Linked DNA regions of Homo sapiens: region 2 is linked to region 1. The links are chromatin loops, found by intact Hi-C in ENCODE. Cell type or tissue: heart left ventricle. All regions are shown on one strand. Links, peaks and the distances in the headings refer to the core of each region. The heading gives the core; the rest is flanking DNA.

The links. Peaks named below come from ENCODE experiments on the same cell type or tissue, not always from the same donor. Only the 100,000 strongest peaks of a DNase experiment are listed, where the experiment ranks them.
Region 2: it touches region 1 in a loop (2.2-fold over the local background); 28 of 110 quality-filtered maps call a loop at or near these places.

The regions. Positions count from the first base shown.
Region 1 is chr11:2,808,479-2,819,540 of GRCh38, reverse strand. All of the region lies in intron 15 of KCNQ1 (potassium voltage-gated channel subfamily Q member 1), which reads right to left. Among named protein-coding and RNA genes, the nearest start is that of KCNQ1-AS1, 48 kb to the left of the region's middle. RefSeq lists enhancers at 6,744-7,507, 7,508-8,270. In heart left ventricle, for the core only: no CTCF peak of the experiment used is centred there; DNase peaks (open chromatin) are centred at 7,010 and 7,650; H3K4me3 peaks cover 1,052 bases; H3K27ac peaks cover 1,746 bases.
Region 2 is chr11:2,868,954-2,880,015 of GRCh38, reverse strand. KCNQ1DN (KCNQ1 downstream neighbor) reads right to left here and starts at 9,983. Exons shown (of 2, transcript NR_024627.1): 1 at 9,152-9,983; 2 at 7,911-8,171. RefSeq lists an enhancer at 10,584-11,062. In heart left ventricle, for the core only: no CTCF peak of the experiment used is centred there; no DNase peak of the experiment used is centred there.

The DNA.
Region 1 (11,062 bases), core at 5,457-7,956:
TGGACTTGAGTCAAGATCACATAAGGTTTACCTCAGGAATTCAAGGAAGGTTCAATGTCAGGAAGGCTCTCGGCACCTGGTGTTTGGACCCTGCTGTTTCAGGTGTGTTTTCAACTGGACTTCTACCCTCATGTATGGGCTGACACGTGTTGGATGTCTCCCATTCCCAAATCCCCAGCTTGCCCAGGGGAGGGTGGGCTGGGCCTCATAAAAGCCTTGCCCACTCCTCACTTAAACTCTGGTTTGTCTTCCTCTCCTGCTCCTTCCTCAGCACATGGGCAGGCATAGAGCACACAATGCTCTGTCATTGTCTGTCCTCCTAGTGGGCCACAGCCCTTGGGAGGAGGGACTTTGGCTGTCTGGCCTACCACTGATGCCTGGAGCATAGGGATGCTTGGCAAATACTTGTTGAATGAATGAATGAATGAATGAACCAATGAACAAAGGCCAGGTGAGGGTACTCCCTAATCCTGTAGGGCAGAATCTCCCTGGAGAATGTCCAGCTGGTCTTTTCAAAGGGGCTGGAGAGGACTAGCTCCTTTCAGGCTGGAGCTGGGAGCAGGATGTGGGTCCTGTGGGGCTGGGTAATGCTGGAGGGTGGGATGAACCTCTTGTGCCACCTGCCTTCCAAGAGGCATGTGGCCCACTCTCCTAGATGTGATTCTGCTGGGCCTGGGGGTTGGGGGAAGAGCAGCTAAGCTGAGCTGTCTCCTGGCAGTTGTGGAGACACCTGTTGGGGAGTGTGTGGTGGGGGCTGTGCTGGCAGCTGAGCACAAGGCTAGCCTGGGCAGGGGGAAAGGCCTGGGTCATCAGACTAGGGTAGGGGCTGGGGGCTCTGGGCAGCTGGTGCTAAGGACCCAACAGGTGGGCCCGGTTAGGGACCAGCAGCTGGGCTGGTAGGGAACAACTGGAGACAGGGTGGGCCGCATTCCGGGGGCTTCCAGCCTCCAAGCTGTGTGCGTGTGGGGATGGGGGGTGTAAGGCATCTGGTGGAGAGGGGTTTCTAGGCCCCTCACCCCGGGTGGCAAAGTCCTGTGACAGCTCCCATCATCTGGCTCATGCCAGAGGCACCTACCCTTGCTCTTCCTCTGAGGAAGGCCTCTTGGCACTTTCTGAGGACCTCTGAACCACCTTAGGATGCACACTCTGTGGGGGCCTTAGCCACACCTGGGACGGTGGCTCCAGGAACACGGGCTGCAGCCTGTGTACATGCTCAAGCCAGGGCTTGGGGTGTGACTTTGCAGAAAGGGAAGCTGTGTACCCACAGGAGTGGGTGACAAGGGCACAAGGACGCCATTCCTGACCCCCACACTCTTGGGTCACCTGACACTGAGGGGAAGAGCAGACAAGACCCTTTCCTAGGGCTCGGAAGTTGGGGCACGCGCTCCCACTCTGAGGGCCAGCAGACACTGGGTTTAGATGTTGTGGAACTCAGGGTGCAGGGTGGCTGGCCATGTGTTTTTCAGACAATCCTGCCACTTTTTTGCCAGGATAGTGGGTTTTAGGTGTTAATGCATATTCTTTAATGATAAAAGAGAAAAATATTTTGTAGATAGAGTTTGGGAATAGTTGGGTTATACGAAGTTAGTTTTTTTCACTGCAGGCCTTCTCAGGGCTTTTAAAATGCAAATGTGGAGCATTTGCGCAAAGCTGGTAGGTGCTGGCTGGGGAGGGGAGAGTGCCAGAGGTTTCTAACATACATGTGACTCTGGATTCAGGATCTCTCCTTGGAATTTAAGTTGCAGCCCAAGGGGATATCATGTCTCTTTGAGTCTAATGTATCACCTTTGCCATGGAGGAGAGGAGGTGGGTCGTAAGTGGGTAGGCCCCTGTGAGAAGGGGGCCTCGGCTCAGGTCTGTGCTAACAGTCCCCAGACCCGGGGTAGCTCTCACCACCTCTGTGATGGCCCTGAGTTAATGCCCAGGGCTCTGCCCAGCGTCCTCCACCTCCCTGGCCAGGGACATCATCTGAAGCCGTCATCTCAGGTACCATGAACCAAAATTGGGGAACCTGTTCTTTCACAGGGTACATGCTGCTCAGGATCTGAAATGCCCCAGCAGGTCCTTCCCTGACTGCTGGGGTGGCTGCCACGACTGGGGTCAGCTTCATCCTAAGGGTATCAGTGTCTGCACAAGGCTGGGGGTCAGGGGGCACTGGTGTGATTCTCCTCCTGGGGTGCAACAGGGGTTCAAGGTAGCGCTCAGAAACTGGCTGAAGCCACGGAAAGGGCCGCCGTGGGTTCTGTCCAACGTAGTTAAAAACATCTGACTGCAACCACAAAAATGCTGGCATCCGAGCCTGCTGCAAAAACATTTTCATGTCAAAGGCAAGCGCACTGGTGCCGTGAGGAGCTTGCACCGTTAACCCTTGAAAGGAGCGTGCGCAGAGTTGGCCTGTGGAGCAGAGCCGGGTGCAGGCTGGCGCCACAGGCCTGGGTCATGGGTCGGGCATGTGGACTAGGGTGAGGGTGGGTTCCCTCTGTCTCCTGGGGTCAGGAGTGCCACTGGGCTCTGTTGCCCTGAGACCTCCCTGTTGACCTCAAGCCCTGACACCCTCTGCGGACAGGGACCAAGGTTTTGGAGGGGACCTCCAGAGGCAGAGGGGCAGCCACTGCCCAGGGGTTGGGCTGTGGTCACAGACATGTATTTGTGCATTTGAGGAGCCCTGAACAGACACCTGTGTCTGTTCAGGGCTCAGACATCAGATGGAGATGTCTGAAATGGAGGGGGCAGGGGCTCAGGGAAGGCCTCCTGAGCAGGGGACTTTGGAAAGCATGAGCTGGGAGGAGCGTTCAGTGCAGGGAGTCCAGCCAGGGCAGTGGGCCTGAGGCGGGAGTGAGCCAGAATGTTCCAGGAGCAGCAAGTGCATTTCTCCCTTAATGAAACATCATGGTTAGCCCTTGAGTCAAAGGGTCCTATAGCCCCCTTTCTGCTGCCTCCAGCCCCTCATCATATGTGGTGTGGCTTCACCACAGGGTGGCTGTTTGCTCCCTCTGGATGACAGGCAGTCAGAGTCCAGCTTTTCACCACTCCTGGACAGCGATGACGCACAACCCAGAAGCCATTCTCAGTCCCAAGGGTGTTACTGCTCCAGGGCGGATTCTCAGAAGGAGATCACTGGACCACAGGGTGAGTGTGGTCTCACTTTCAGCAGCCTGACCATTTTCACAAAAGGCTCTTGAAATTCTCCCCCACGGCGCTGGAGGCCCCTCTCCCCAACATCGTCACCAGCACTGAGCTTGACTCCACTTTTTAGTCTTGGCCAACTTGCCCTTCAAGTCTCCCTCCCACAACCTGAATCTTTATCCACTTCACTCGCCTGTTTGTCTTTTCCACACTGCAGCAGGAACTCTCTGGTGGCCACTGACCCTTCAACCACAATGCCATGGTGAGTTTCCCAGGATGGGCAGAGGCGTGTGAGGTCTTGCCCCTGGCTACTGTCCTCTTCCTCAGGGACTTCTTGATCTCCCAAGCCCCGGCCGCCAGCCGTCCACATTCATCTAACGGAGCCCTCACCCAGGACTGTGTGCACACTTGGACTCCCCAGAGCCCTGCCCGCCTGCAAGGGAACATATCCAGCTGGCTGGTCCCCCAAGTCCCCTCCACCCTGACAGGTGTGCGGCGACTCAGCGGTGCTTAATTTTTCGGCACAGGCAGCTGTTAGATACAGCCTGGAGACCCCCTGAGCAACTTGCCTTGGGTGAGGGTGTGGCCTCAGAGCCTGGAGCTCTGGGGAGGCCAGCAGGAAGGGCTGGGGGCAGCTCCACCCAGTACCTCCAGGGCCCCCATCCTACTCCCGTGTCTGCTCCCACCCTCTCCTGAATAGTCTCCAGCCTCTTCCAATTGCCCCTCTGCCTGCATAGGGAGGGACTGGGGTCAGCCTGGGGCTGGGGGCGATGGTGCCTGCCCCCCTGCAACTCTACTGTCAGGCATCCTGGGTGCCTCATCTTTCTTGGGCTTGGCAACTACAACAGGACACCCTGTCCCCACTCTCAAAGGCTCTGGGATGGGGCACTGGAGTGGCGATCCTGAGCTGAGATCAGGTGTTTGGATCTACAGGAGGTGGGCTCCCAGGACCTCCTCCGACCCCACAGGGCCAGGAGAGGGTCCCCCGAACTCAGAACTACCCTGTGGGCCTCAGCATAGCTTCTTAGAACCCAGAGGTGCCCATGAGCTCCCTGACAAGCCCCCCACCAGAAAGCACAGAGGTCCAGTGGGGTCCCTGCTGTGGCACCCATAAGACCTATGTGGGCTCTAGTGGGGAGTGTGGATGCTGTGGTGGCAGCCTAGACACCCCCAAGGCCCCTAGAGAATAAAGGCTGCCCAGGTTCAAGCTGTGACCTGGCCACCCCAGACTTGGGACCCTCAGTGACACCCTGAGCATGGGGGTAATTTGGGGAGGGATTGGTACTGACCACATAAGGCTGTTGAGAGCACAGGAAGCACCCAGCATGGTGCTCAGCACGCAGCAGGTGCCTGGATGATGGTTGCTAGGACAACTCCTGCCCACAGTGCATGAGGCCGGGATGAGGAAAGCTGTGTGTGCAGAGCAGGCCTCAGAAGGGCATAGCGCTGGGGCCGTCTGCACAGGTGCTTTCTCTCCAGATCCCAGGCCAGGCTCCAGAGGCAGCTGGGTCAGCCTGACCAGGAAGCTCCAACAGTACCCTCTGATGAGCATGGAAGAGTCCAGAGTCAAGACCTAGGCCTTGGTAGGACAGCAGACTGGTCTGCCCAGCAGGCAGAGGCAGATGGAGCAGGAGGGGATGCCAGCCTCGAGGACTTGGAGGCACATGTATTTCTAAGGGAGACACCCTTGCTTGAGGTGCTTTAGCTACTCATCCAAGCCTGCTTGCTCCCTCTCCCTCCCTCCCTTACCTCCACCCTTCCTTCCTTCCTTCCTTCCTTCCTTCCTTCCTTGTCTCCTTCCATCCATCTACCCATCCACCTATCCATCATTTCTCAATCTACCCATCCACCTATCCATCATTTCTCCATCAGCTCACCCACCCAGCCGTCTCTTTATCCAGCCTTCCCTTCCCTCCATCTCCCCATCCATCCATTCATTCACCACTCATCCATCCATCCACCCACCCATCTCTTCATTTCCCCATCCATCCATCCACCCACCCACCATCCTTTTATTCAGCTCTCCTTCCCTCCATTTATCTATCCACCTCTTTATCCATTCATCCATCTCTCCACCCACCCACACACCCATCGATCCATCCATCCATCTATCCATCCATCCATCCATCCATCCCACCATCCATCCATCCTTTATTCAGCCCTCCTTCCCTCTATCTCTGCATTTATCCATCCACCTCTATCCATTCATGCATCTCTCCATCTACCCCCCCACTCAACCATCTATCCATCCATTCACCCACCTACCCATTCATCCATCCATTATCCACCCATCCCTTTATTCATCCCTCCTTCCCTCCATCTCTCCATTCATCCATCCACCTCTTTAACCATTCATCCATCTCTCCATCCACATACCCACACACCCATCCATCCATCATCCATCCATCCATCCATTTCTTTATTCAGCCCTCCTTCCCTCCATCTCTCTATTCATCCTTTCACCTCTTTATCCATTCATCTATCTCTTCATCCATCTAACCATCCATCCATCAACCATCCTTCCACGCATCCCTTTCTGCAACCCTCCCTCCCTGCAGCTCCCCGTCCATCTACCTACTCATCCGCCACTCACTCACACTCATTAATGCTCCCCACACCCCAGGCCTATGTGCCCGCCCTCATTCTTTCCACAAGCAGTGAGCAGCTGCCTCCTGTGTATCTTGCGGCAACAAGATCAAAAGGCACTGATGACGCAGTCACTGGCCTCCGGAGTGACAGCCCACCACCGACTAAAAATAGACCAGGATCAGCCGAGATGTTGGTCCTCCCCTCTGTTCCTTCTCTCATCCTTTGAGTCCCTGCCCCCTCGACAGAGGACATACTCCATGTGGCTGAATGGCTCCAGATCAAGGAGGGGACCATAGAGACAGGGGCTGGAGGTGTTGTCAGGACTTGGTGACCAGGCGCAGGGTTGAGGAAGGGGGAGAGTCATGAAAAGATGGCGGGGGAGGGGCATTTGCTCTAAGCACTGACGGGCAGGCGGGTTTGGGGGTGAAAAAGAGGTGCAGGTCTCCACCCCTGTGAGAGTGGGGAGCCCAGGTTCCCTGAATGGAGGTGCATGAGGACACAGGGCAGATGCCCTTGAATGAGCCCTGGGCATCAGAGGGCCTGCTGGCATCCTGAGGCCATCAGTGACCTCCATAAGCTACTCCAGGCACCTTGGGGCTGGGATGGAACTCCCTCCAGCTCTGCCAGCCCCTCAGTTTGACAGGTGACTCATGGTGCCAAGAGGAAGACAGGGCTCACAGTCTGTCGGGTTCTTCCTCTGTACCAGGCTCCGTTCTAGGCACAGGGTTCTCACAGGAGAGATGGTGCTGGCCAGCTCTGTCTTCTCAGAGCTTCTGTTCCAGCTGGAGAGCCAGGCCACAGCCTCCAGGCACAGGCACAGGCTGGGGCAGTAATGAGGGATTGGAGGCTGGGGCAGAGACCTGAGGCCATGAGGGGGCAGCTTTGCAGCCAGGAGAGGGCAGGTGCCAACAGCAGACTTCAGATGGTTTGAGGGCTGGCCATGGCACAACCCCAGGGTGCCACTCACACAGGCACAGAGGCCTTGAGGCGGAAGCCCCCAGGAGGCTGGGTGGAGTCAGGAAGGGGATGTTGCAAGGGCAGGCATGGGGCCCCGGGGGCGTGGGGCCTCGGGGGCGTGGGGCCCACGGCCATGGAAGGGTGCCTGGATTGCTTCCTAGGGAAGAGGGAGGCCATGGGGGGCTTGAGCAGGCAGTGCTGTGGTCTGGTTTATGTTTTAAAGTCCCTCTGGCTGCTGCATGGAGACAGGAATGTAGGGGGAGAGAGAAAGCCGGGAGCCCCTGGGGACGGGGCTGGCCCTCCTCTCCGGGAAGGAGCTCTGCCTTCATACATGCTGTTCCCGCCTCCCGGAAATGCCCTTCCGGCCCCGGCAGAGGCTGCAGTAGGAAGATCAGGGGCCACAGAGCCGGCCGGGCAGGCTGTGATGCAAATGTGTCCCCCATCATTTTCAACTGGAGCCCCCGAGCACTGCCAGGGTGGGGGAGGGAACGGAACCCTCCTCGGCGTCCCAGGTCTCAGGGAGGAAGGAGAGAAGGAAGCAGAGAGGGAGGGAAGGAGGGAAGGGGGAAAGAAGGAAGGAGAGAGAAGGAGGGAGGGGAGGACTTTGAGGAGGGACTCAGGCTTTTCATGTATGTGAGTTGACACATTTCCTTCTTAGACAAGTTTCAGGGGTGTTTCTGTTCCTTGAAACAGAAAGTTTGTGTGGGGACCAGCCGTCTGGGAGTGCATGGCCAAAGCTGGGGTCTGGGGGTCAGTGCAGGGAGCATGGGTGCCTGGGAGGCTTCCTGAGGAGGCGGCGGCTTAGAGAACCATGAGGGCTGGGCTGAGGGGTGGCCGGCGGTGCCAGGAGGACAGGAACGAGAGGCGGCACAGCCGGTGGGGCTGCGTGCCAGGGCGTGGGGTCTGCCTGGGGCAGGGCCTGAGCATGCCCCTGTGAGGACTGTCCCACTGTCATCCTGCGGCGGGCACTCGGGAGCTCAGGAAACTGTAGAACGGGAATGTGTTGCTCACTGAGCACCGTTTTCCAGGCTTGAGCCTGCAGGAAGCCTGGCTTTCGCCGGCCCCTCCTCTTTGGTGGTCTCCACCCATCCCAGCCACCGTTGCTCAGCTCCCAGGCCCACTGCTGCACCGTCTCCCACGCAGCCCCCCACACTGACCTCCTCCAGCCAGGGGTCTGCTGACCCTTGTGCTGCGCGCCCACTGGGACATCCCCATCCTGAATGTGCAGCCCTAGACCGCAGCCCAGAAGGAGGACGATCACAGAAGGTGGCTGCCAGCCACCCTGACGCTCGGCAAGGGCCCCGCCTGGGCTTGTCAGACCAAGCAGGGCCCTGTGTTCACCTTCTGTCCCCTCATGCGGCCTTTAGGGCAGTGAACCTCAAGAAGGTCTCCAGCGGCACAGACACAGGCACAGCCTCATGCGTGCAGGCCCATGGACTTGGCAGCCATTGCTCAAGTGACCCAGACACTGGCTCAGGAGAACGTTCTGCTGCCTTCACAAAGCACTGATAAGGGTGGAGGAGCTGTGTTTGCAGAGATGATTCCCCACCCCAGGAGGTCACAGGCTAGGACCAGTTGCGATAAGGGAAATCTGGGTTGTAACAGGGACAATGAGCCAGGGAAGCCGGACAGGGGTCGTGGGGACGGATTCCCACCAGGGGCTTCCTGGGGGAGGCTCCATTTGGATTGGGGTAGCTGTACAGGGGTGTGACAGGCTCCAGACAGGACACGGCACTGCGGAGGTGCACAGCCTGAGGGTGAAGGGACGCTAGGGTCCACGCCCACCCGGGTCTCGCCGGGGCTGTAAGGGTGCCAAGACTGGGCGGGGGTGAGTCTAAGCCATCTGCTGCTCTGAATGCCATGCTGGGAAGGCGGGAGTCCTTGTGGAGGCACACATCAGGCCCACAGCACCAAGACGATGGGAAGGGGCTGAGCATGAGGTCCATGTCCTGTCCCTCTGCCACAGCAGAGCGTCCTACAGGTGGGACTCCCGGCTGCCAGCCCTGTACCTCGAGCCCAAGCTCTCAGATGCAGCAGCCTCAGAGCTCTAACATATGGGGTTCCTCAGTGTAATGACAGGCACCTCCCCCAGTCATTGTCAACACATCCTAAATGCCAGCAGGCCCATCCATGCACAGATCCCGAGCAAACATTGAAAAACATTCAGAACATGAGAGAGAGGGGCCTGGCTGGCCAAACATAAACAGAAGATCAAGGAATTAAGCAGAACTTAAGATATAAGATGTATCTGGAGTCTCCAGAAAGATCCTAGGAGCTGTCGTGCCCATCAAATGAGGGCGGAATGCCATGACCACGGTCAGAGAGCAAGCGTGTGCTCTGGGATATTAAAAACAGGACTGCTAAAAACATTTCCTAGAACTCTGAAGAGATAAAGTTAAGAATATAATGCCATAAAAAAGGGGAAGAAAGTTGAGACATCAAAGTGTCATTAAAAATGTCTTCAGTCTGACTTAAAAGGAATTTCAGAAAGAGAGAACAGAGATGGTGGCCTCCATGATGAGAAATCATACAGAGACCTTTCCAGAGCTCAAGGACTAAAGTTTCCAAAGAGCCCACCAAGTGCCCAGAACAGTCAATGAACAAAGCCATCCACAGGGAACTTCTCTGGGAAATTGAAACCCCTGAGTCCAGATGGTAGATACTAAACATTTCCAGGAAGAAAAGAAAGGCCACTTACAAAAGTATGAGACTAAAGCAAGTATAAGACTTCTGAATAGTAAGTCTGGATGCTAGAAAACCATAGGACGAGGTCTTCAAAATTCTGAAGGAAAATTACATTCAGCTCCAAATTCTATACCCACTTAAACTATCAATAGGGCACCATGGTTGAATGAAGATATTTTCACCATGTAAGAACTTTGAATGCTTACCTTCCACACAGTTCTTATCAGTAAGGCCCCTGAGGCTTCCCCAGAAAACTGAAGAAATGAGCATTAAGCAGGTCTGAGTACCAGGGAACAGTAAACCCAATCTAGGATGGCCAGAAAAAAGGTCAGTTGCAGAATTATGCAAGGAAGGAGGGTTTGGGAGGAAAACACATCAATTAGAGACAGAGAGGGAAGAGCTCAGGGAAACATGGCTAGAACCAAAGGGGATTTGAGAGAAGGGCTCTGGCCTGGAGTGTTGAGCACGTGGTGGAGATGATAAAGGCCAACAGTGCACAGGAGGATAGCAGGGAAGCAGGCATGAGCCGTGGGGCCCTCTGGAGTCAGCGACCGAGGCAGAAACCCAACCAGTCAGGAGATGAGTCCAACTGGAAACGAAGAACTGAGAAGAGGTGTCTGTGGTGAGAGGACTATGGGGAGTCTGTTGCCACCTTCATACACAGCACCAAGACGAACAAACAGAGGGAAGCAGAGCCCCCAAGCTGTGCACAAGTATCACAAACCTGGACCAATGCCACGGTAACAACAACCCATAAATGAACACGTGCTGCACCAGGAGGCTGCGGGGGCGGGGTTGCAGCGTCGCTGGCTACCACACAAAGCTGAGAGAAGACCGCAAAAACCCACGATGAGTCCAGCGTCCCACATTTTATTTTCCTTAACCTGAAAGTGACATTTAGAAATGAATTTCTCTTTTGGTGAAGAAACATTTATCTGAATTCAGCAATTCCTTCTGTTTTACTTTGGTTTCTTCTTAAAAAAAGAAAAAAATCAACAATTCAAAAGCTGCAGGCATCCCTTGATTCCATATTTATATTTGCTTCTGATGGTGTGTCTGTCTGTCTGCCCACTCATTCATCTACTCACTCACACATCCATTGTCTGGCCACCCACCTACCCACCCACCTACCCACCCCTCCATCCATCCATTCCTCCATTCCTCCATTTATCCATCCCTCCTTCCCTCCCTCCCTCCATCTCTGCATCTATTTCTCTGTCTCTCCATGCATCCATATATCCATCCATCCTTCCATCTGTCCACCCATCTATTCACCCATCTACCCACCCATTGTCCATGTGTTCATCCATCCATCCATTTATCCCTCCCCTAATCCTCCATACAACAATCTGTCCATCCATTAATCTGCCCATGTATCTAACCATCCTTTTTCTATGCAACATACAGAGAAGCGTCTGGAATGCTGCTCTCCTCACACTAAGGATGGGTATTTCTAGGATAACAAGGGGTATCCTAGGGAAAGGGGGCATGGTCATGAAGGTATTTACCTTTCATTTCAGACCTTTCTGTACTGTTGGAATTTTCTAGAAATTCAAATAGAACCAAGATTATCAATCAATCAATCACTCAATCAACCAACCTACCTGAGGACTCCCATTTAAAAAATTAATGATAGTTCTCTGTGGAGATATTATGGTCCTCTTTTGTTTTCTTCTCTGCTCAGTTCTGCATCAGAGCCTATTAA
Region 2 (11,062 bases), core at 3,755-6,254, 62 kb before region 1:
TATTCATCCCTCCCTCCTCCCTAGCTCCTGCAACCACTGATCCTTTTACTGTCTTTGTAGTTTTGCCTTTTCTATAATGTCATAGATGTGAACTCATACAGCATCAGCCTTTTCAGATTGGCTTCTTTGACTTAATAATACTTAAGGTTCTTTCATGTCTTTCCATGACTTGAGCTCATTTCTTTTTAGCACTGAATAATATTCCGCTGACCGGAGGCACCACAGTTTGTTTACCCACTCACCTCCTGAAGGCTTCCAGGTTTGGGCAATTATGAATAAAGCTGCTATCAACATCCACGTGCAAGTTTTTGTGTGGATGCAAGTTTTTGACTCATCTGGGCAAATACCAAGGGGTACAATTGCTGGATGGTGTGTGGCGGATCATATGTGAAGGGTACATTTAGTTTTGTAAGGAGCCACCAAACTATCTTCCAAAGTGGCTGCACCATTTGTGTTCCCACCGCAGCTCCTGTTAAAGCCCAGCGTGGAGAGTTCCTGTTTCTCATCTGTGTACCACACCCACCACCAATTTCAGATGAATTAAAAAACAGAAACCCTACTACAATGTGGACACGGCAAGGACAAGGCATAATTCCAAACGAACACTGATGACCGTGGCTTGATCTCACGGCCCCGGCTGGTTCGGCCTGGCTCGGGGTGAAGAGCCTGGGCCCTTGGCCGTTCTTCATCCAGCTGGCCCTGTAATGAATTGCATGTTGTCCAAATATCTGCCTCCCCAAATGCAGGAAGATTCTGCATTTCCCGCACGTCAATATCAGACGTGGCCATGTAACTTGCTCTGGGCAGTGAAACGTGACCCACTTGGCATGTACCATTGCCAAATGGAGCCCGTCAAAGCCAGGGTCCTGCCGTTTCATCCCTCTGCTGTGAGACAAATGAGACCTCAGACAGGGGCCGCCCCTTCCAAAAGAGAAAATGGAGTACAACCCCAGCCCTCCAGCGAAGGGACTGTCGTGGTGAGTGAGAGATCCTCCATGCTTGATGTACGCTGCCAAGAGCTTTGGGCCTGTTTGTTATGCAGCATAAGGTAAGCTGACAGAGACAGGTTCCTTGAAGACCCAACTCACTGTTCGAGGTTTATGGGAATGACAGCAAGGGCCTGGTGGCATTTTGAGTTGTTCTGGTTACTTGGACACATGTCCAGAAATGACGCAGAGACTCATCCCTGCAAGCTGTGTTCAGTGTCCTGCTGGTGTTGGTCTAGCTTGTCACATTTGCAGGCTGGAGGTCAGGTGTTTCCAGCTGGTAGTGACGGGTCCTGAGTTCCCTCTTGGTTACCATCTATCCTGCTATCGTGTAGTTTTATGTGAGTGCCTTAACAACTGTCTAGTAAGTCATCTTTTTTTTCTTTGATGAAGGAATAAAATGATTGTGATTTGGGGAAGGGTCAAAGTCTCAGAGATGGAGCTGGCTGCCCACACTCTAGCATCCTGAAGAAATCCTGGCTGGGTGCGGACGCTCATGCCTGTAATCAAAGCACTTTGGGAGGCTGAGGTGGGAGGATCACTTGAGCCCAGGAGTTTGAGACCAGCTTGGGGCAATATAGCAAGACTCCATCTGTAAAAAAATTTTAAAAATTAGCCAGCTTTGGTGGTGTGTGTGCACCTGTGGTCCCAGCTCCCTGGGGGACTGAGATGGAAGGATCACTTGAGCTCGGGAAGCGGAGATTGCAGTGAGCCATGATCAGTTGTGCCACTGTACTCCAGCCTGGGCGACAGTGTGAGCGAGACCCTGTCTCAAAAAAAAAAAAAAAAAAAAAAAGTGGCTGGGCGAGGTGGCTCATTCCTGTACTCCCAGCACTTTGGGAGGCTGAGGCAGTCAGATCACGAGGTCAGGAGATCAAGACCATCCTGGCTAACACGGTGAAACCCCGTCTCTAATAAAAATACAAAAAATTAGCCAGACATGGTGGTACGTGCCTGTAATCCCAGCTACTTGGGAGGCTAAGGCAGGAGAATCGCTTGAACCCGAGAGGCAGAGGTTGCAGTGAGCCAAGATGGCACCACTGCACTCCAGCCTGGGCGACGGAGCAAGACTCCGTCTCAAAAAAAAAAAAAAAATCGCAATTGCTTATTCTGAAAATTAAAAATTGTGTTATTTAAGCCTTGAAGTGGTTGTTTCAGGGGCAGCTGAGATATTGATTATATCACCAAGCTCTGCTCCATGGGCAAGCCCCTTGGGATAAAAAATGAAAATGGCCTCTGATGACCTAGTGGCGCCAGGAAGAAAACGCTCTGATCTTAGCTGTTACTTGAAAGCCCTCAGGGGCAGGACTTTCTTGGCAGGGCTTGCCTGCTCCAGTGTCAGACAGCTGTGTGTACTCACCATTCCCTTCTGCCCCAAATCACAGCCACTACTCTGCTGTTCAACACTGAGGCATAAAGTCGGGTGTGGACAGGCAGCCGGTACCTCCTCTTCTGTTAGCATGATTACACCTGTTCTCATGATCTCCTGCCAAGTAAACAACTATCCCAACACTTTGTGGTTTAAAACAGTGGTTTTAGCCGGGTGCGGTGGCTCACGCCTGTAATCCTAGCACTTTGGGAGGCCGAGGTGGGAGGATTACGAAGTCAGGAAATTGAAACCATCCTGACTAACGTGGTGAAACCCCGTCTCTACCAAAAAAATACAAAAAATCAGCTGGGCGTGGTGGTGGGCGCCTGTAGTCCCAGCTACTCGGGAGGCTGAGGCTGAGAATGGCCTGAACCCAGGAGGCCGGAGCTTGCAGTGAGCCGAGATTGCACCACTGCACTCCAGCCTGGGCGACAGAGCAAGACTCCACCTCAAAAAAACAAAAAAACAAACAAAAAAACCCAGTGGTTTTATTTATACCTATGATTCTATCAGAAATTGGGGAACAGTTGGCAGAATAGCTTGGCTCTGTGTTATGGGATGTCAGCTAGAGTAGTTTGATTGGGGTTGAGGAATCAACTTCCAATATGGCCCACTCCCATGCCTGGCAAAGCCCTGGGAGCTGCTGCCTGTGGCTCCCTTCGCAGGCCTGCTTGGGCTTCCTCATGGCATGGCAGCTGGGTTTCAAGAGCAGGTGTTCCAGGAGGCCTAGGAGCAGCTCTAGAGACCTGGCCTCGGAAGCTATGCAGCATCATGTCTGCCTCATTTGATTGATCAAGCAAGCTACTGACACCATCCCAGATTCATGGCAGGGGGATCCTTTCTGCTTGAGTGGCAAAGGGTTTGCAGCCATCTTTGCCCCAACACCCTTCTTACAGAACCCAACCCTGGTGATTGATTGATAGCCAGCATGTTTGGGGGGGTTTACTTCAGGACCCACAAGCAATTGTTACCTGAATTCAAAACAGCCTATAATCCCAGCACTTTGGGAGGCCAAGGTGTGAGGATCACTTGAGCTCAGAAGTTTGAGACCAGCCTAGGCAATACAGTGAGACCCTGTCACTACAAAAAATATAAAAATTATCTGGGCGTGGTGGCGTGTACCTGTGGTCCCAGCTACTTGGGGGCTGAGATGGGAGGATTGCTTGAGCCTGGGAAGTCAAGTCTGCAGTGAGTCGTGATCACACCACTGCATTCCAGCCTGGGCAGCAGAGCAAGACTCTGTCTCAATAAATAAGTAAATTCAAAATAAAAACAATTTTTTTCCTCTAGCATGGATTTTCAGTAATTAACAGAATTAAAAAAAAATCATCAAACACTTCTTGTGTTTGACCTGACCAAGTGCCAGGAGTGGCTTCCTGTCTAGCAAATTAGAAAGATGCAGGCCTAGTTGAGAGGCACACTGCTGTGAGTTCATGTCAGCAAGGACCCCTGAGTAAGGGCTGCAAGGCCACTGTGATGATGTCACAAAAACTCTTGATCAGGGTATCTGCCCACAGCCTTTCTGCCTTCTTTTATGTGCGTGTACATAACATGTATGTGTCTATATGTTATAGACATACACACGTACACATAATGTGTATGTATACACACAACACATGTATGTATGTGTGCATATATTGTCTATATGTACATAATTTATCTCTTTTTGTTAACTTTGTATTTGGTTTTACATTTTCTCAGCAATATGTAACAGTATCACTGCTACTTCCTTACAAAGCATTCTTATGGAAATTTGCAAACATACTCAAAAGCAATAGAATAGTACATCACCAGCCAGTTTCAACCATCATTAACATTTTTCCAATCTTGTCAATCTGTTTCCCACCTCCACTTTTACTTTTTTTTCCTTTCTGCAGTTTCATAAAGCAGATCCCTGGCTGAGCACAGTGGGTGATGCCTGTAATCCCAGCACTTTGGGAGATTGAGGTAGAAGGACTGCTTGAGCCCAGGAGTTGGAGATCAGCCTGGGCAACATAGCGAGACCCTGTCTCTATTGAAAAAAACCAACAACAAAAAAAGCAGATCCCAGACACTGCATTCCCCCAACTGCAAATTCTTCCTCCGTGCAACTCACGCAAGTTTCATTCTTACAAATGCAATGTGGACAGGAAGATACAGCGTGGGTTCTTTCCCATCTTCAGTGTGGTGCACATCAGCTTTGCCCTGGAAAGTGTCCCTTTCCACTCATTCTAGAATAACAATGCTAGCTCCCAGGGAAGGCCCTGGGCTTTGCTTGAAAATGACACAAAACCACTGCTGGCCTCACGCCACCATCTGGCCAAGTGTCTTAAGAGACCATGCACCTGGGACAAATCCAGGACATCCTGTGTCCAGTGTCACACTTGGTGGACGGTCCCTGCATGTAGGGGACATCCCACGTTCACCTTGAAATCCTGACGGGTCAATATTTGCTGCTTCCTGGATCCTCCTGTGAGCCACTGATCCATTTTTGGGAGCTGAAATAGTAATCCAAGTGGAAATGCCTCACACGCACACGATAATGCACAGACACTGGGAGCCAGGCCAGCTGGGGAGCCCTGCCCGTGGTCTTAGCCACGCGGACTTACATTTGGGAATGCTACAACCTTCACTCCTATGGTCTGCGTGAACAAAAACCACTTATCCCCCTTCCCTTTGACACTGTCATCTGCCTGTGGCTACCTTCGGCATGATCCAATCCTTTGGGGGTGCCCCTGGCCAACCATTGGGTGGTACTGGGGTCTGTGGGCAGGGGTTCAAGTTAGAGGGTGGTTGCCTGGTGGCCCACATGCAGGAAACACACAGGGAGTTTGCATGGGCCCAGCTCATCCTTAGGCGACTGGAGCCCAGCTTGGAGCAGGTGGGGTGTTGGTTTAGGGTCTGCACTGGTGTTGTCTTTCTGATTGTCTCCAATTTGGGACTTCCTCCGTCTTGCTGGGGTCTGACTTCCCCTCACTGGTCCCTCTAAGGAGTGGGGCCTGTCTAGGGTGCAGAAGCCTCCCTGGGCCTCAATTTTCCCTCACTGAAAGGAGAACATAGGATCAGAGTCTCTGAGGGCCCATCTAGCTCGAATGTTCCTTGAGTGCTTGAGCGAAGCTTGCCCATGGTTTGAGATTTGTCCCAGAACCCCTTTTGGTTCCTTTAGACCCTTCTGCTCTAGCTGGGTGCTGATTCCATCCCTGTAGCCTGGCCTACATGCAGGCCTGGAAGACCTTAATTGGTCTGTCTGTGTAGGAGGGAGCCCCGGTCCCCACCGCCCAGTGCTCTGGGGGCTATTCACTTTAATGGTCATATAGTCACATGGGTTTTTATCATGCAACCTCAGCACTTCACTCTCAGTCCTGGGAAAAAGCACATGGTCTGGACAACAAGGCCTTACACCTGAGGGCTGTGGTGAAGCCGGAATTGCAGAGGGAGAAGTAAGGACACCTGAGACCTGGTGCTGGGTTTGACTATGTCCCCTCCAGAATTCGTGTCTGAAACTTACTGGCCAATGTGATAGTATTAATGTAAGTGGGAAGCTGGGCGCAGTAGCTCAAGCCTGTGATCTCAGCACTTTGGGAGGCTGAGGTGAGTGGATTGCTTGAGCCCAGGATTTTCAGACCAGCCTGGGCAATGTAGGGAGAACTTTTCTCTACAAAAAAAGAAATATTAGCCAGGTGTGGTGATGCGTGCTAGTCAGGAGGCTGAGATGGGAGGATCACTCAAGCCTGGGAGGTGGAGGTTGCAGTGAGCCATGACCGTGCCACTGTACCACAGCCTGGTTGACAGAGCCAGAGAGCCAGATCCTGTCAAAAAAAAAAAAAAAAAAAAAAAAAAAGGGCCAGGCACAGTGGCTCACGCCTGTAATCCTAGCACTTTGGGAGGTCGAAGTGGGCAGATCACCTGACGTCAGGAGTTTGAGACCAGCCTGGCCAACATGGTGAAACCCCATCTCTACTAAAAATACAAAAATTAACTGGGCATGGTGGTGGGCACCTGTTACCTAGGTACTTGGAAGTCTGAGGCAGGGAGAACTGCTTGAACCCAGGAGGTGGAGGTTGCAGTGAGCTGAGATGGTACGACTGTATTCCAGCCTGGGCAACAGAGCAAGACTGTGTCTCACAAAAAAAAAAAAAAAAAAAAAAAGAAGAGAGAAAGAAATAGGGCCTTTAGGAGGTATTTAAGCCTGAGGGTTCCTCCCTCTGAGTGAGATTAAAGCTTTTATAAAAGAGGCTTCCCAAAGCGTTCGCTTCACTTACAACACAGTGCCATCTTGGAAGCAGAGAGCCCTCACCAGACCCTGATTGCACTGGCACCTTGATCTTGGACTTCCCAGCCTCCAGAACGGTGAGAAATACATTTCTGTTATTTATAAATCACCCAGTCTCGTGGATCACCTGAGGTCAGGAGTTCAAGACCAGCCTGACCAACATGGAGAAACCCCATCTCTACTAAACCTAGAAAATTAGCCAGGCGCAGTGGCTCACACCTGTAATCCCAGCACTTTGGGAAGCCAAGGTGGGTGGATTACCTGAGGTCAGGAGTTCGAGACCAGCCTGACAAACATGGAGAAACCTCATCTCTACTAAAAATACAAAATTAGCCGGGTGTGGTGGCACATGCCTGTAATCCCAGCTAGTCAGGAGGCTGAGGCAGGAGAATCGCTTGAACCTGGGAGGCAGAGGTTGCAGTGAGCCAAGATCGTGCCATCACACTCCAATCTGGGCAGCAAGAGCAAAACCCCATCTCAAAAATAAATAAATAAATAAATAAATAAAAAATAGAAAATAAATCACCCAGTCTCAGGTATTTTGTTACTGTGGCACAAATGGACTGAGATACCTGGCATCTACCCTTGGAGGCTACCAGTAGGCCAAGGGCCAGCCAGGTGCCTCTGTGCAGGAGCCACGCTGCTCCCTGTTTCTCTTCCAGAGAGCACTGTATGGGGCTGACCCACCTCTGCAGCCAGGACAGACATGGCCTAGGTCCTGGTCCCTGTGGAGGAGTCTAGCTGTGGTTTTAAGGCAAAACTGGCCATGCGTGGTGGATCATGCCTGTAATCCCAGTACTTTGGGTGGCTCAGGCGGGCAGATCACCTGAGGTCAAGAGTTCGAGACCAGCCTGGCCACCATGGCAAAACCCTGTCTCTACTAAAATTACAAAAAAAAAAAAAAAAAAAATTAGCTGAGTGTGGTGGTGGGCGCCTGTAATCCCAGCTACTCGAGAGGGAGGCTGAGGCAGGAGAATCGCTTGAACCCGGGGGGCAGAGGTTGCAGTGAGCCCAGACCACACCATTGCACTCTGGCCTGGGCAACAAGAGCAGAACTCTGTCTCAAAAAAAAAAAAAAAAAAAAAAAGATAAAACCAAGTTCTGTCTTGTCTGTTTTCTTATGCAAACCTCTCTCACAGCCACTGCCCTCTCTGCATTTCTTGGGTCCTAGCACCCAATTTGGAGACTGCTCTGAGACATGCCCCTTGGTTCCTTTAAGCCCAGAGCTGTGTGCCTCAACTAGATGGGGCCACGGTGATGGTGGGGTGAGCAGGAAGGAAGATGGAAAAACAGACAAGTTAAATTATGTCAAACAACTCATTTATTTTCTCTTGTTTTGCTTTCTTTCCAGTGGCTCACTTGAGGGGTTTTCTTTTTCAGTTTTCCATCTGCTTCTTTGGGGTCCCATGGAGTCAGGCTTCAGGAGAAGACCCCAGCCCCTGCTGCTCTGTTGGGCTCCTCCTGGCTCCTGTGTGCTCAAGGTGCTGGGGTCTCTCCCCAGCCTCCCGTCACACCTCTGCTGGGTTCACTCTCTCTGAGGTGGCAGAGTGAACAGGGCCGACCACTGAAAGGGGAGTAATCCCAGAAAAATGAAGGGAAGAATGCAGGTCTTTAGGAAGCCCCATAGAAGGATGGGCGCCCCCCTCAACCGTGAGGAGCCCTCCCTGTCCCATGGAGGGATGCCCCCCCGCCCCCCGTGAGGAGCCCTCTCCATGGAAACAGGGTTGAGGGCCTGACCTCCCCCTTGGAGCCCCAGAAAACAAAGTGGGGAGGGTAGGGGGAAACTGAGTTGGCGGTGGCGGCACACGGAGGACCAAATCCTCTCAAGCTGGCGTCTGGGCGGGGTATGAGGAGCAGACCAGCCACGCAGCCACGGCGGCCGGAGTCACTCGAGGTCAGAAATGCCCAAGCAGGAAATGAGATGCAACTTGTAACAGACATCAAAGGAAATGGAAAAACATTCTTCTAATATGTCAGGGAGGCTAGAGGAAGGCGGGGGGCGCTGGCCCTTTATTAGGAGACTGGGGAGGGGGCGATAAGAGATGGCACTGGAAGGCTAGAAATAATTAAAATCAAAGCACCAGACACCTGGGGGTGGGAGTGAGTGTCCTCCCTGCAGCCGGGAGACCTAAGGAGCATGCTCAGAGCCCTCCAGGAGTGCCTGGAGCAGCAGTGGCGGGCAAAGGCCTGGCCTCGGGCCCGCCTCTGTCTCAGCCAGCTCCTCCAGGCCCAGGGATGTGGTCCCCATGGGGTGCCTGCTGCAGGCAGCCAGCACAGGGCTGGTGTTGGCAGAGCCCTGGGAACTGAACACAAGCCTTTTCCTGGAAGAGAGTCCCAGTGGGATCGGGGTGCCAGCACGTGCTGGTCCCGAGGGCACAGCGTGGCCAAATGGTCTTGGGACCGAGTCCTGCTCCTTCCACACAGAGAGGCAGTGCCTAACCAAAGGTGCAGAGGGAAGAGGGCAGCCTCAGGGTCCTTGTCTGTAGCCAGGGGCCATTGCCTCCTTTTCTCTACACAGGTCTGGGCCCGATCTCTGGTGCTCACCTGAGGCTGGCCGTTTAAAGTAGGACACTTCTCCTTGCCTCTTGCCTCTTGGGAAGCCTTTGATGGGCTGCACCCTGACGCGACCCCTTTCCAGGAGTCCAGGCGCACCCCTGGTGGTGGCATGGGGAGTTGGTGCTCGGCAGTGGGTCCTGACCACTTCCTGCCCATCACAGCCACGGCTTCTCCCCTCTGAGGAGGGATTGCTTTCTCAGAAGGGCGAGCTGGTGCTGGGCATGCACGCAAGTGTCCAGAAAGCGGGAATCCAGGGCCCTGAGCCTGCGTCCCTGCCGACTCAGCCCCGGCTCTGAAAGGGAAGCAGATGGGAGTGGAGGGGACCCCGTGCCCGGGGCCTGGGACCAGGCCGGCTGGGTGTGGCTTCACCAGGATGCGCCGGGTTTCAGCCTCTGTTCTGGGGGCTGCATAAGTCAACTCGGGGCGAGTCCCAAACTGTGCTGGGCTTCGGTTTATCACAGTGGGGCTACCAGACACCAGGTTACAGCCCTGGGGTCGGGGGGCAGAGGTGGGTTGATTTTCCCAGGCCCTGGGGGAGCAAGGGAGAGCCTGCTGCTCCCCAACACAGCGATTTTCCAGGATCCGACGCTACAAACAGCAGCAACATCCTTGGTGGAAAAGTTCAAGAATCTGGTCCAAAGGCAGCCTGAGTGAGCCAGCCGGGACCAGAACCAGGAGCCGCCCAGTGGAAGGGTAGGTGCTGGATGCCCTGCAGGAGGGACGGTGGTGCTGGGGCCTTGGCCACCGGCCGGGCAGCAGCCTGGAGCGCCGACTCCAGAGGGGAGGCTGGGCGCAGCTCCCGTCGGGGCGTGCGGGCAGCTGCGCCCAGGCGGGAGGGAGCGCGCGGCGGTGGCCCAGGCGGCCCTGCCCGACTGTCGGACCGAGCCTCCCCCTCCCGGCCGCGGCCGCGCTTCCCGCTAGCGGGTCCGCGGGGAGGGGCGGGAAGGCAGCTGGACGCGGCGGCGATTTATGGGCCTTTCAGGCGAGCAGGTGCCTCCTCGGGCCGCCCATTGTCTCGCCGGCCTCACAATGGGGCTGCTGCAGCCGCAGAGCCGGCCCCGCCGCTGCTCGCGGCCTGCACGGGCACGACGGCCCCGGGACGGCGGGAGAGCCTGCGGTCGGCGCATCTGTCCGCGCGTCCGTCGGTGCGTCCGTCGGTGCATCGGTCCTGCTGCCCTCCGCGCGCCTGTCCACGGGAACGGGCCTTGGGCGCCCAGCGTCCATCCCTGCGCGCAGCACGGCTCCGCTGGCCCTCGGGGTCCCCGCGCCCCGACGGTGCGCCCGCGCCCGCTGCGCTCGCTCGTCCTGCGCCCGCTCGTCCTGCGCCGTCGGGCACCCGGCTCCGCCCGGCTGGCACGGCCCGCGCCGCTGCGTCCCGGTCGCACACACAGGGGCCCATTCTTCCTGGCTCCGCGCAACCATATGGCAAATCCGCGTCGACACAGCAGCCCCCGCTCATTCAGGCGCAGAATGTCCCGCAACAGGGAACAATCACGACTCTGTTCGCGTCTATTATGGATGCGAACGGGGCGAGAAAAAAAATCATTTAACTCCAAGAGATAGCCAGCTAATTAGCAACCATATGTGAGCCCGGATTCAAAGCGATGCCGAGGAGTTCATTCTGCGTCGGGCGACTTTATTAGGTATAGAAGACAGATGTCCCGACAGCCCACGCATCACAGAAAATCGTGTCGGGGAGTTCTTGAAATGTCCGGGAGAGCTCTTTAAATATTAAAGACCCAGCCCAGCTGATGGACTGGGCCGGGGTCCTCTGGGATCCCCAGGCTGCAAGAAGAGGACTTAGCAACAGCGACTCTGGCAGACGCTGGCCTGGCTGGCCCAGGGAGGGGGTCCCTCCGCCTCCCTCCAGGGCCCCCTCTGGCTGCCCCTCCGGTCTCA